Linked DNA regions of Homo sapiens: region 1 is linked to region 2. A link is a contact called in ENCODE Hi-C or POLR2A ChIA-PET data. All regions are on one chromosome and are shown on one strand. Each heading gives the region's core, a stretch centred on a gene start or an enhancer-like site at or near the end of the contact. The rest is flanking DNA. Distances are from core to core; before and after follow the strand shown. Region 1 has its middle 40 kb from the start of LINC01331. Region 2 holds the start of LINC01333 (long intergenic non-protein coding RNA 1333).

Region 1 (5,201 bases), core at 397-2,896, 250 kb after region 2:
ATGGTCAGCTCCTGGTGATAATAAAAGATCAAATTTATTTCCTTTTATTATTTCTTTTTAAATGTCTACAATGTGCCCCCTTGTTTTCTGCACCCTGTCCTTTTCCCCCTGCCCTTAAAATGCAATTGTCCAACCAACCTCTTTTCTGGGCAAAGGTTGTCTATTTTGATAAAGGGAACACAGTAGTAGAAATCTCTAAGTCGAGGGAAATGGAGTAGAAATCAGAAACTAGATGCACACAATGGGAGTTGAGATGGTTACAGCTCACTGGGCACTTAACACTGACTCCACACCTTACCTGCTCATAAGAATTAGGTGTTTAGGCTGGGCGCGGTGATTCATGCCTGTAATCCCAGCACTTTGGGAGGCCGAGGCGGGCGGATCACCTGAGGTCGGGAGTTCGAGACCAGCCTAGCCAACATGGTGAAACCCTGTCTCTACTAAAAATACAAAAATTAGCCGTGCATGGTGCTGCACGCCTGTAATCCCAGCTACTCAGGAGGCTGAGGCATGAAAATTGCTTGAACCCGGGCGGTGAGGGTTGCAGTGAGCCAAGATCGCACCACTGCACTCCAGCCTGGGTGACTGAGCAAGACTCTGTCTCAAAAAAAAAAAAAAAAAAAGAAAGAAAGAAAAGAGAAAAGAAAAAGCAAAAGACTTAGGTGTTTAATTTTCTGCCAAGTTTGTTCCTGATGGTTCAGGACCAACTGGATGGGCCAGGGATCCAGAGACAGTTGTTTGATCTCTGCAGTGGAGTGGAGCTGGAGCAGGCAGGTGCCAGCTTGAAGTGGCCCTTCAGGAAGTGTTTTATCAATACCAGGTGATGATTGGAAGCTTGTCAAAGTTCTTCCAATCAAACATGTTCACATTATTATTCCAAAATTGTAATTCTTTATAAAGTGAGTGTTAATTTTGAAAAGTCCTCATCTATCTTTTTCACTAAATAATCGAAGAAATAAAATGGTTAAGTATAAAGATGCTATGGCAATCATTTCTTTTGCTACCTTTCTTTGGGTTTCCGATGTGGCCACTTTTGAAAAACGTTCACAGCCAGGCACAGTGGCTCATGCCTATAATCCCAGCACTTTGGGAGGCTGAAGCAGGCAGATCATTTGAGGTCAGGAGTTCAAGACCAGCCTGGGCAACATGGTAAAACTATGCCTCTACTAAAAACACAAAAATTAGCCAGGTGTGGTGGCACATGCCTGCAATCCCAGTTACTGGGGGAGCTGAGGCAGGAGAATCACTTAAACCCTGGAGGTGGAGGTTGCAGTGAGTCGAGATCGGGCCACTGCCCTCCAGCCTGGGTGACAGAGTGAGACTCCATTTCAGAAAAAAAAAAAAAAAAAAAAAAAAAACCAGAAAAGAAAAACGTTCACAACTTTCCCAAGTTATTAGATGACTATAGTGCTTCAAAAATCACTTGTTCAGCAGGTTCCTGTGCAAACCTTGATTTTTAATTATTATAACCACCATTTATTGGGCATTAACTGTGTTCCAGCACTGTGTTAAGCTACATCTATAAAAGTAATAATAATAATTGGTCTTTTCGGTGCAGATTTAAAAGAGATAGCTCCCCATCACAAATAAGAACAACAAGCAGAGAATAGCTCAAAGGAATTAGTCATAGTCCCAGCTGGTAGATGTAATCATGCCAAAGTATGTCAGAGTCAGGAAATGCCACGAGGTTAAGACTACAAAGTATAAAGATGACTATAATTACTCACCTTTAACTGAATAGTATAATTGAATCACATAATTCATTTCCATTATCTGAGTTCCCGGCTTAGGCTCTTTGAGTACCACGAATCAGGAATGACTATGCTCCACTTCACCCTTCGCTAGTCAAAGACTGCCAGGAGGCCCGGGGTTGTGGTATTCAACGTTACAGACGTAAGGCCCTCCTGCCCACCCAGCACTCCAAATATTTCATGACATATGAAGGCTCTGACATTGCAAACCGGACTACGACAAGCCTTTGACTTCTCCGGGTTGTGAGGAGTTTTAGAAAATAACTGAGAAGCAACTTTTTTGAGGATGATGTATTAAGCAGAGTCCTGTAATAGGAAGAACACAGTATTTGGCAATAGGAAATCTGGATTTGAGTCTCCATTCACACCTAACTGGTTTTGGACTTTAGCAAGGCCACAGCCTCTCAGACTCCTGTCTGAAGTAGCTTGTCTTGCAGGTCACTCATGAGGATTACATGAGACGCTACATGTGAAGGCACTTACGGTGGGTCTTAGTGTTTACAGAAGGAAAAGGTAATCATTAACACACGTATTCCACCTTCCATGCTAAGTGTACGCTAATAACCGTGGTTTTTCTGAGCAACAGATCATATTAAATTGAAAAATTAAATTCAGCCGGGCATGGTAGCGCATGCTTGTATTCCCAGTGCTTTGAAAGGCCAAGGCGGGAGGATCACTTTAGGCCAGGAGTTGGAGACCAGCCTGGACAACACAGCAAGACCCCCATCTCTACTAAAATAAAAATATTAGCAAGGCACAGCGGCACATACCTGTAGTCCCAGCTACTTGGGAGGCTGAGGCAGGAGAATCACTTGTGCCCAGGAGTTTGAGGATGCAGTGAACTATGTTTATACCCCTGCACTCCAGCCTGGGAGGCAGAGCAAGACTGTCTCCAAAAAAAAAATAATAATAATTTCAAAATATACTTTATTGTAACAATTATTTCAGGCAAAGCAATCTTCCTGATTTTCTTTAAAAAACATTGCCCTTTACGAGAAATGGTTTAGTCATTTTGCTTCATACAATCTGCTTTTAATCTTTCTCTCATATTCCGTTGGGCCAAACAGAAACTGAAAGAAGTTAGGCAAGCAGAGGAAGGCTAGGCCAGATTCTTGCATTGTTTCAGTTCCACAGAGAGCTCTGAGAATGACACAGATTTAAGATACAGGGGGTGGGAATGAAGGAAAGCAAGGAAGGGAGGGTATTTCCAACTCTGAGAAAATATCCCTAGCCAGGAAACAAAGCCTCAGGCCTCAGATTCCAGAAAGGCACCAGCTTGGTGACAGCCCGCGCCCACTGGCAGCCCAGCCCTCACCTGCACTGCTTTTTCACAAGAGCCCAGTTGGAAAGCCCACGGGTTGGGCCATAGAACTTGGTGCATTTTGCTGCAGCTTTGTGTTTTGGAGGGCAATATCATTCGTGGCCTGGAGGGCAGTATCAACATCAGAAGAGCGTGTTTACTTAGGTGTGGCAAGGCTGGTTTCATGTATTAGATTAGGAGGCAATTTGCTTACCCTGTCAACCACTCTAGCCATCTCTTTGTTTTGGTGTTTGTGTGCCTTAATGTTTTGTGCCCATTGGTTTGTGTGGCTGAAGGGGGATAAGTTGCAGTGCAGGTGCGTAAGAGCGGTCTCTCAATAGATTATTTCAGATAATCTACAGTCATCCCTTGGTATCTGAGGAAGATTGGTTCCAGGACTCCCCACAGATACCAAAACTCACAAATGTTCAAGTCTTTGGCATAAAATGCTATAGTATTTGCATAGAACCCTTGCACATCCTCCCAGTATACTTTAAATCATCTCTAAATTACTTATGATACCCAATAAAATGTAAATACTATGTTAATCATTGTTATACTACGTTGGTTAGGGAATGATGACAAGGAAAAAAAAAACATCTGTACCTATTCAGTACAGAGGCAATTTTTTTTTTTTCAAATATTTTCCATCCATGTTGGTTGAATCGTTGGCTGCAGAACCCATGAATACAGAGGACCAACTGTACTTCAAATGAAATGATCCATTTTTAATATAAAACAAGCTTTTCAGTGGAAAGTAATAGACCATTAACTAAATCGTATGTCTGGTCCTACCAAACTTCTGCTTGCAAGACATTTAGACTACCTTCACATTTTCTGATTTCCACTTTGCTTTGATACCACGAAAATTTTCTTGCCTGGGAACATATATTATACAAGCGGAAAATCAGTCAAGAGATCATTGAATATTAATTCTCTGTCATTATGTGCCCAACACAGATGCCTTAGGAGTTAAACAGAGGCATGCATATGCTCGACTTAAGACACTGTGTCACCAACCTCCTCCCCTTCTTCATCAGAGGCAAGAGAGAGCCCACAGACAGCAAGCAACCCACCCTTGCCCAGCAGTGACAGGAGCAAGCCCCGTGCCCAGAGACTGCTAAGACCAGCCTTATCATTACAACCTTTTTGGAGAATCTTGCTGAAAGGCTGGGCGCTCTGAAGAGAAGCATGGCATCAGTAAGGGACCAGATTGCCAGTGTTTGCGTCCTGGCCTTGCTGCTTACTAGCTATTCCCCTCAGGCTAGTTTCCAATCTCTCAGCACCTCAGCTTCTTCATCTGTAAAATGGGGATAAACACGGCACCTATTTCATGATGTGATTGTGAAATGTCACTGATTTAATACATGTGAAGCAACTAAAATAGTGCCTAAGTTATAGGAAATGCTTATTATTATTATTATTTGAAAATTACACTACTCAACAATTATACAAAAAAAAAAATCTGTTTTTCCCCTAATCTCTCTAAACAAAGGCACTAAAACTCAAAGAGTTAGTAACAGAGAGAAATAGAACTTTGGTGGTCACAGAAACACTCAACATGGTAGCCACAATCCTAAAACTATGTGTAACAGAAGTAAACCCAGATAGAAATAGCCTTCTTAAGGCAGAGTTCTACAAAGGGGATCCCCGGATTTTCATGCTCTGAGCCCTGATACTGACTTTCAACATCTTGGCGTGTCTACCAAATCAGGTACCTCAATACGACATTACCTAAGAGTTCCTTAACTCACAACCCTGTGAGGACAACAAAAGATACTGTTAGAACAACAAAAAAAAAACGCTCTCCATGAGAATTATGCACAGTTTACTTTGCATGGGTACCATGTATGTGTGCATTTTAAATAAACATAAAGTGTGTATAACTGCTTTTGATCTCAGTTTTAATTTCTCTTTAGCACAAAACCAGTCATAATTTCTTCCCTTGTGATAAACAGGATTGATCAAGATGTGGAGCCTCATTTGTGTTTCCCCAGTTGTTCAGACGATGCCTCTCAGTGTGCACCGCCGGCTTCCGGGCCCTTGTTTCCAACCACAAGTAGTCCTTAGTCTTTGTGGCTTGCTAACCCCAGGAATGACAGCACAGTGTTATCGCTTGTACTCCCAGTAACCACTCTCTCTCTGTCTTA
Region 2 (5,180 bases), core at 1,367-3,866:
GAAATAAAATCTTGTTACATGACTGGCTTTCCTTTTTACTTTTGCTTTTTCCTTACTTTTGGTAGCACTGATTCCGGGGGGAACGTGCTGTTTTCATTGGGTGTTTATGAAGAAATATTTTGTATTGTAAACTCAATTCAGTGAGGAGTGGTTCTCAACTGTGACGTCAGGACTCACTGATGAGTCTCAGTAAGTCATAGGGAGTGTCACAAATAAGTTGTTACTCATGATAGAATACCAAGGTGTCAGAATGAGTTCCATTACAAAAGACAAACTAGAGCTGACTCAATATTCTCACCATTTCAAAGTCATTCATAAACTCATGTATTCCAGTGTGTTTTCTTAAATGACAGAAAAAGAGACAGAATTACACCCAGTGAGTGGAATGACATACCTTCAAAATCCAACCACGGGCCACCTCACAACTATCAGGATGACTACAACAACAAGCAAAAAATACGAAAAACAACAAAACAGAAAATAAAGTGAGAATATGGAGAAATTCGAAATGCCTGTGCACTGCTGGTGGGAATGTTAAATGCTGCAGCCACTCTGAAAAGCAATATGGTGGCTCCTCAAAAAATTGAAAATAGAATCACCATATGATGTAACAATTCCATTTCTGGGTATATACCCAAAAGAATTGAAAGCAAGGTCTTGAAGAAATATTTGAACACCCACATTTATAGCAGTATTATTCACAATAGCCAATTGGTGGAAGTAACCCAAATGTCCACCCGTGGATGAATGAATAAACAAAATGTGGTACATATGTACAACAGAATATTATTCGGCCTTAAAAAAGGAGGAAATTCTGACACACACAACAATATGGATGAAGCTTGAGGACATGATGTTAAGTAAGATAAGCCAGTCATAAAAGGAAAAATACTGTATGAGAGTTACAGACAGAAAGGAGAGGGGTGGTTGATAATGTGAAGTTGTTGTTTAATGGGTACCGAGTTTCTGTTTTGCAAGATGAAAACGGTTCTGGAGACTGGCTACACAACAATATGAATGTATTTGACACTACCGCACTGTATAACTCAAAAATGGCTAATATGATCAATTTAATGCTATGTACATTTTACCACAATTTTAAATGTTTGTAATTTTTCAAAAAAGAGAACTACAACCATGGGCCCACGGAGTGTTTTGCATGTGAAGCATCACCCAGCACACATGCACAGTGGAGAAACTACTTTAGACAACGGAGTATCGGGAAGTTGTGGAGTATCGCTAAGACCGTCTTTTCTTACCCTCCTTTTTCTTCATCTCCTTCCTCATAGTCTATGAAAATTTATCACCAAAGCCTATTATTTGCAGAATCTTGCTGACTTGCCCTTTCTTTTCTGCCAGTGCAATCTCCATCCTCTCATAAAATCTACATTCTAACTCATCTCCTTGATTCTAGTTTTTCCTTCCCCTCCAATTCTTTCCTATGCCACTCCCATTGAAGTGTTTCTAAAACAGCCCTTATCCCGTATCTTTAGCTTGTCCAATAAGATATAAGAATTCCTCTTGAATCATTGCACCGGGTCTAACCTCAATACCCTTTACGAGCAGACCCTGTTCCTGTTGCTTCCTTCCACGAACTTTCATCCTAGCTGGAACAGATTCTTCACCAGTCTCACCTCTGTGCCTCATGCTAAATCTCCCCATCTTGAAATACAGTAGATCCCTGGTTTCATGTATTCGAAAGCCACCTGTAAGGCCTATGGCCTGTTCTTACCTGTCATGAATCTAAGCCCTGCACCCTGGAGTGGAGGCATGAGTGAGTCACTCTGCTAGGAGGGAAACTGCCACCCTCTGCATCTCAACATTGCCTTGTGGTTCTCTGCTTGTCATTTCGGAGGCAAAAACTCTCTTTGTGTTTCTGTTGTGGAAGAAATTATCATGATATTGGTGTAATTAGAAGCTCACAAATATCAGGGACCTATCAGACTTTCTTATTCTTTTCCACAATTTAAGCTTTTCCTCCTTCTAGAAGCCTTTCCCAGTGACTCTGACACTTGGTGTTTTCTCTCCTTTCTCTTTTCCAATGGCAAGAAAGGAACCTCTGACCCGCAAACAGGTAGCATAAGCTTCTATATGTTATCTATCTGATATAGTTTCTAAATTAATTTAGTTGAATAAACCTCACCACTTCAACCACAGTGTAGACTTTTTTGAAGATTAGAAACCAGGTCCTTACATCTCTTGCCTTCACATCACCAAGCACAAAGCTGGACACATTGCAGGTGCTCAATAAATATCATAAATTGTTGATCTAGAAACAGCACACTAAGGTCTCAAAAGAGTACATGAGAGCCATGGAGAAACAATGCGGTATAGTGATCCTCCTAGAGAGACACGTGTCTCCGAGGAGACATGGCCCCTTTCAAACAGCCACCTCAGTTCTCTTTTACTGCCCTATCCTTTCGCCGGGTTTCTCCTTTCAACCTTGAGAGATAACTGACATGGGCTTAGGATACTCAGTCATTCTGGAATTCTGTATCAGCACTGAAACATGAGTGGGGAAATTCTAAGAAATTTACTTCTCTTTTTCTTTTCATATTTTCCTCATTCCAAAGTGGAACTAAATCGAGGTTCCCTAGCAACCCAGGGCTCTGTGAAGATTCATTATTCTATAAAATCCCACCACCTTACAAACACAAAATGTTACAAGTTGCCCAGTCACCCCGGCTTCTGAGATGAAGAATATTATTGAAGTCAAATCTGGTGGCTATCACACTCCATGGAACTTGGGGCAACATTTAGGTACCTCTACCCAGGAAAGAATCTCTGAGAAATAGGTGGCAGTTTCTCTAGCAGCATAAGAAGAACCTTGATAAGCATCATCCTTAAGTCCTGACAGCAGTGGATGACTAGTCAGGAACCTGTCCAGGTAAGCGCACACCCTAGCAGGGCTCTGCTAAATGGCTCCAATGGCTCGGAGGCCTTACTGAACACTAGGGATTGATTTCTATTGAAAACCAAAAGGAAAATGAGAAACAATCGAAATCAGGGCTCCTTCCAACCCTGGCTCAATAGCCCTTTGTTTTGCATATTCTCTATGCAAGATGGTGAAATGTAGAGATACAATTAGAATATCAAGGCTAATGAAACTAATCATTTCAAATTAAGCCCATATACAACTGTGGCACCACAAAACTGCCTTCTCATCTCTGCTATCCTGGGGGAACATCCCAGATGCACAGGAAAAATTAGCTGTCTTTTCTGGAAATTAAAATGGTAAAATGCCTGATGCACAGAACATACTTCACAAATCTTAAGTGAGCCAAACGAGGCTTTTATCCCCTGACAGCAATCTTTCATGAGCTGGACAACTGTCCCCAGTGTGAGGCAGTGAAGTCTGGCTAGCACTCTGCACACAGGAATATCAAGGCCCCTTTTCCCTTTCATGCTTTGCCTCCTCAACCATACTCTCCCCTTTGTAATATCTCTGTCACTAAGGAAACCATGGTAACATCAGTGCTTCTGTTGAGCACAGTGGTCACTCAAAAGAGGCAGAGTGAGTTCAGCCTATCATTTGAGATCCGAGTATGATTGGGGAAATATCCTGAAATAGTCTATGATTTGAAGAAATGGATAGATGGCTAGAATAACATGCTAGATGGTAGTCAAGTTACTAACTGCAGAATTGATTTGATAAAATTCTCATCGTGTCTCCTGACTTAGGAGAAATATTGGGTCTGATGAATGGGTAAAATTCCCAGGTGAAAAGAATTTGGTCTGTAAGATTTGGCAGCACCCTGAGGTTTGCCATATCTGATGGCCTGGCTTTAGTGGCAGCACCTAGTGAAGGCCCAGGTGTCCTTCTGACAACCTTTACCACCTACCGTTTTGTCCTTACTTATGTTGAATCACTACACACAGGCTGTTGAATTCAGCTGTCTGTGGAGAAATTATACCAACCACATGGTTAGACAGAAGGAATACAATATATTGCTTAATTTGTATCTGAAAGCTAAGCAACATGGAAAAAAATCAAGCATGCTCAGTCACTTCCATGAGGACAAACGAAGACACTTCAAGGTAACCTTAGACAAAACACGTATTAATCTATAATCAGATGCCATTCAAAATAATAAGAGACATTGACCTGAATCTTAGAGCTGATGCAACTGAGTGTGTCACCTCAGTATTCAACCAGTAGGGGGTTGTTTATGGGGAGGGCTTCGGCTTGCCAATTAGAAGTCTTGGCTGATTCTAGCACTTTCTTGGCTGATTCTAGCACTTTCTGCAGGTTCTCTTTCTGCAGGTCAGTTACTTTGTTTGTAAAAGTGTACTCCTTCTTAGTAGCTATCAACTCCTTCTTGGTAGGGTTATTTCTTTTACTTCTTTGTATTCCTTCCACTATACAAAATACAAACCCTTGTTTATAGCTGATTCCCCAGTAAATTTCTGAAAGAACAAATGGATGAAAGAAGGATGATTTATGATATGTCCATGGTTGCTGAAAGAATGGGGAAAAATGTAAAATCACCTGAAAAGTTAATAGATAATAAATGCAAGAAGTTTTATTTGTAAAAAGCCAATAGATAATAAATAAAAGAAGTTTTATCCATGATAAGTAGATGCTGCTACTTTGTCAATGTCCCAGAGAAATACATGTGTCCAGAGAACATTTATTTGACCAATTCAATCAACCAACCAGAAATTCAGTTGAAACATCAGTTTGACAGGTATTGACTGAAGTGGCTGGGTAGCATAGTTGATCTTATTGGCCCTTTTGTGGTCCACATTTTAGTGGTGACCCAGTATTCCTCTCAGAAACCAGAAGGAAAGGAAAAAGGGAGGCAGGGCTTTAGCTATGCCATGATGTGGTTCAGAGAATATTGGATGAGAGCTAGTAGACCTGGTTTCTCCTCAGTCTTGGGGAGGGGCTTCCTGGCCATTGCTATGTGACCTCCCTCTCAGGACAGTACACTGAGAAGAGACAGAGCAAAGAGCTAGTCTGAAAGAGAGTGGACTATTGTCTGCTGGTCCCAGATCCATGCATTCTTCCATGCCTTCCTCTGTACTGCAGTCCACTTGCTAGAGGAAGGCTAGAATATAGGAGGAAGAAGGCTTTTTTGTCTGCTACTGGTAGAGCCACCAATAGCAGTAGTACCGAGGTCAGCAACTATGGGCTCTGGCAGCTCCATCGGTGACACTGAGCTTTAGCGGTGTCAGTC

The links. Hi-C counts contacts between places; a loop is a spot of excess contacts on that map. ChIA-PET counts read pairs that join two places held with the same protein, here RNA polymerase II (POLR2A). Pooled maps may share reads with other maps.
Region 1: a pooled map shows a loop between it and region 2 (13-fold over the local background). The contact joins the enhancer-like site here to the promoter of LINC01333 in region 2. A Hi-C loop is called at or near these places in 1 of 168 maps with a recorded cell type or tissue (GM12878), 10 of 37 single-sample maps with no recorded cell type and 15 of 50 pooled maps. POLR2A ChIA-PET finds 5 or more read pairs at or near these places in 3 of 52 experiments (HEK293, OCI-LY7 and activated CD4-positive, alpha-beta T cell).

Annotation. Positions count from the first base shown.
Region 1 is chr5:74,574,190-74,579,390 of GRCh38, forward strand. No RefSeq gene overlaps it. Among named protein-coding and RNA genes, the nearest start is that of LINC01331, 40 kb to the left of the region's middle. RefSeq lists enhancers at 2,726-2,945, 3,156-3,325. Within about 2 kb of position 1,647, at least 4 of the 41 ENCODE cell types and tissues checked have a DNase peak (open chromatin) inside an H3K27ac peak, as active enhancers do; they include GM12878, where a contact is called at or near this core.
Region 2 is chr5:74,318,971-74,324,150 of GRCh38, forward strand. It overlaps LINC01333 (long intergenic non-protein coding RNA 1333), which reads left to right and starts at 2,617. Exons shown (of 5, transcript NR_197443.1): 1 at 2,617-2,887.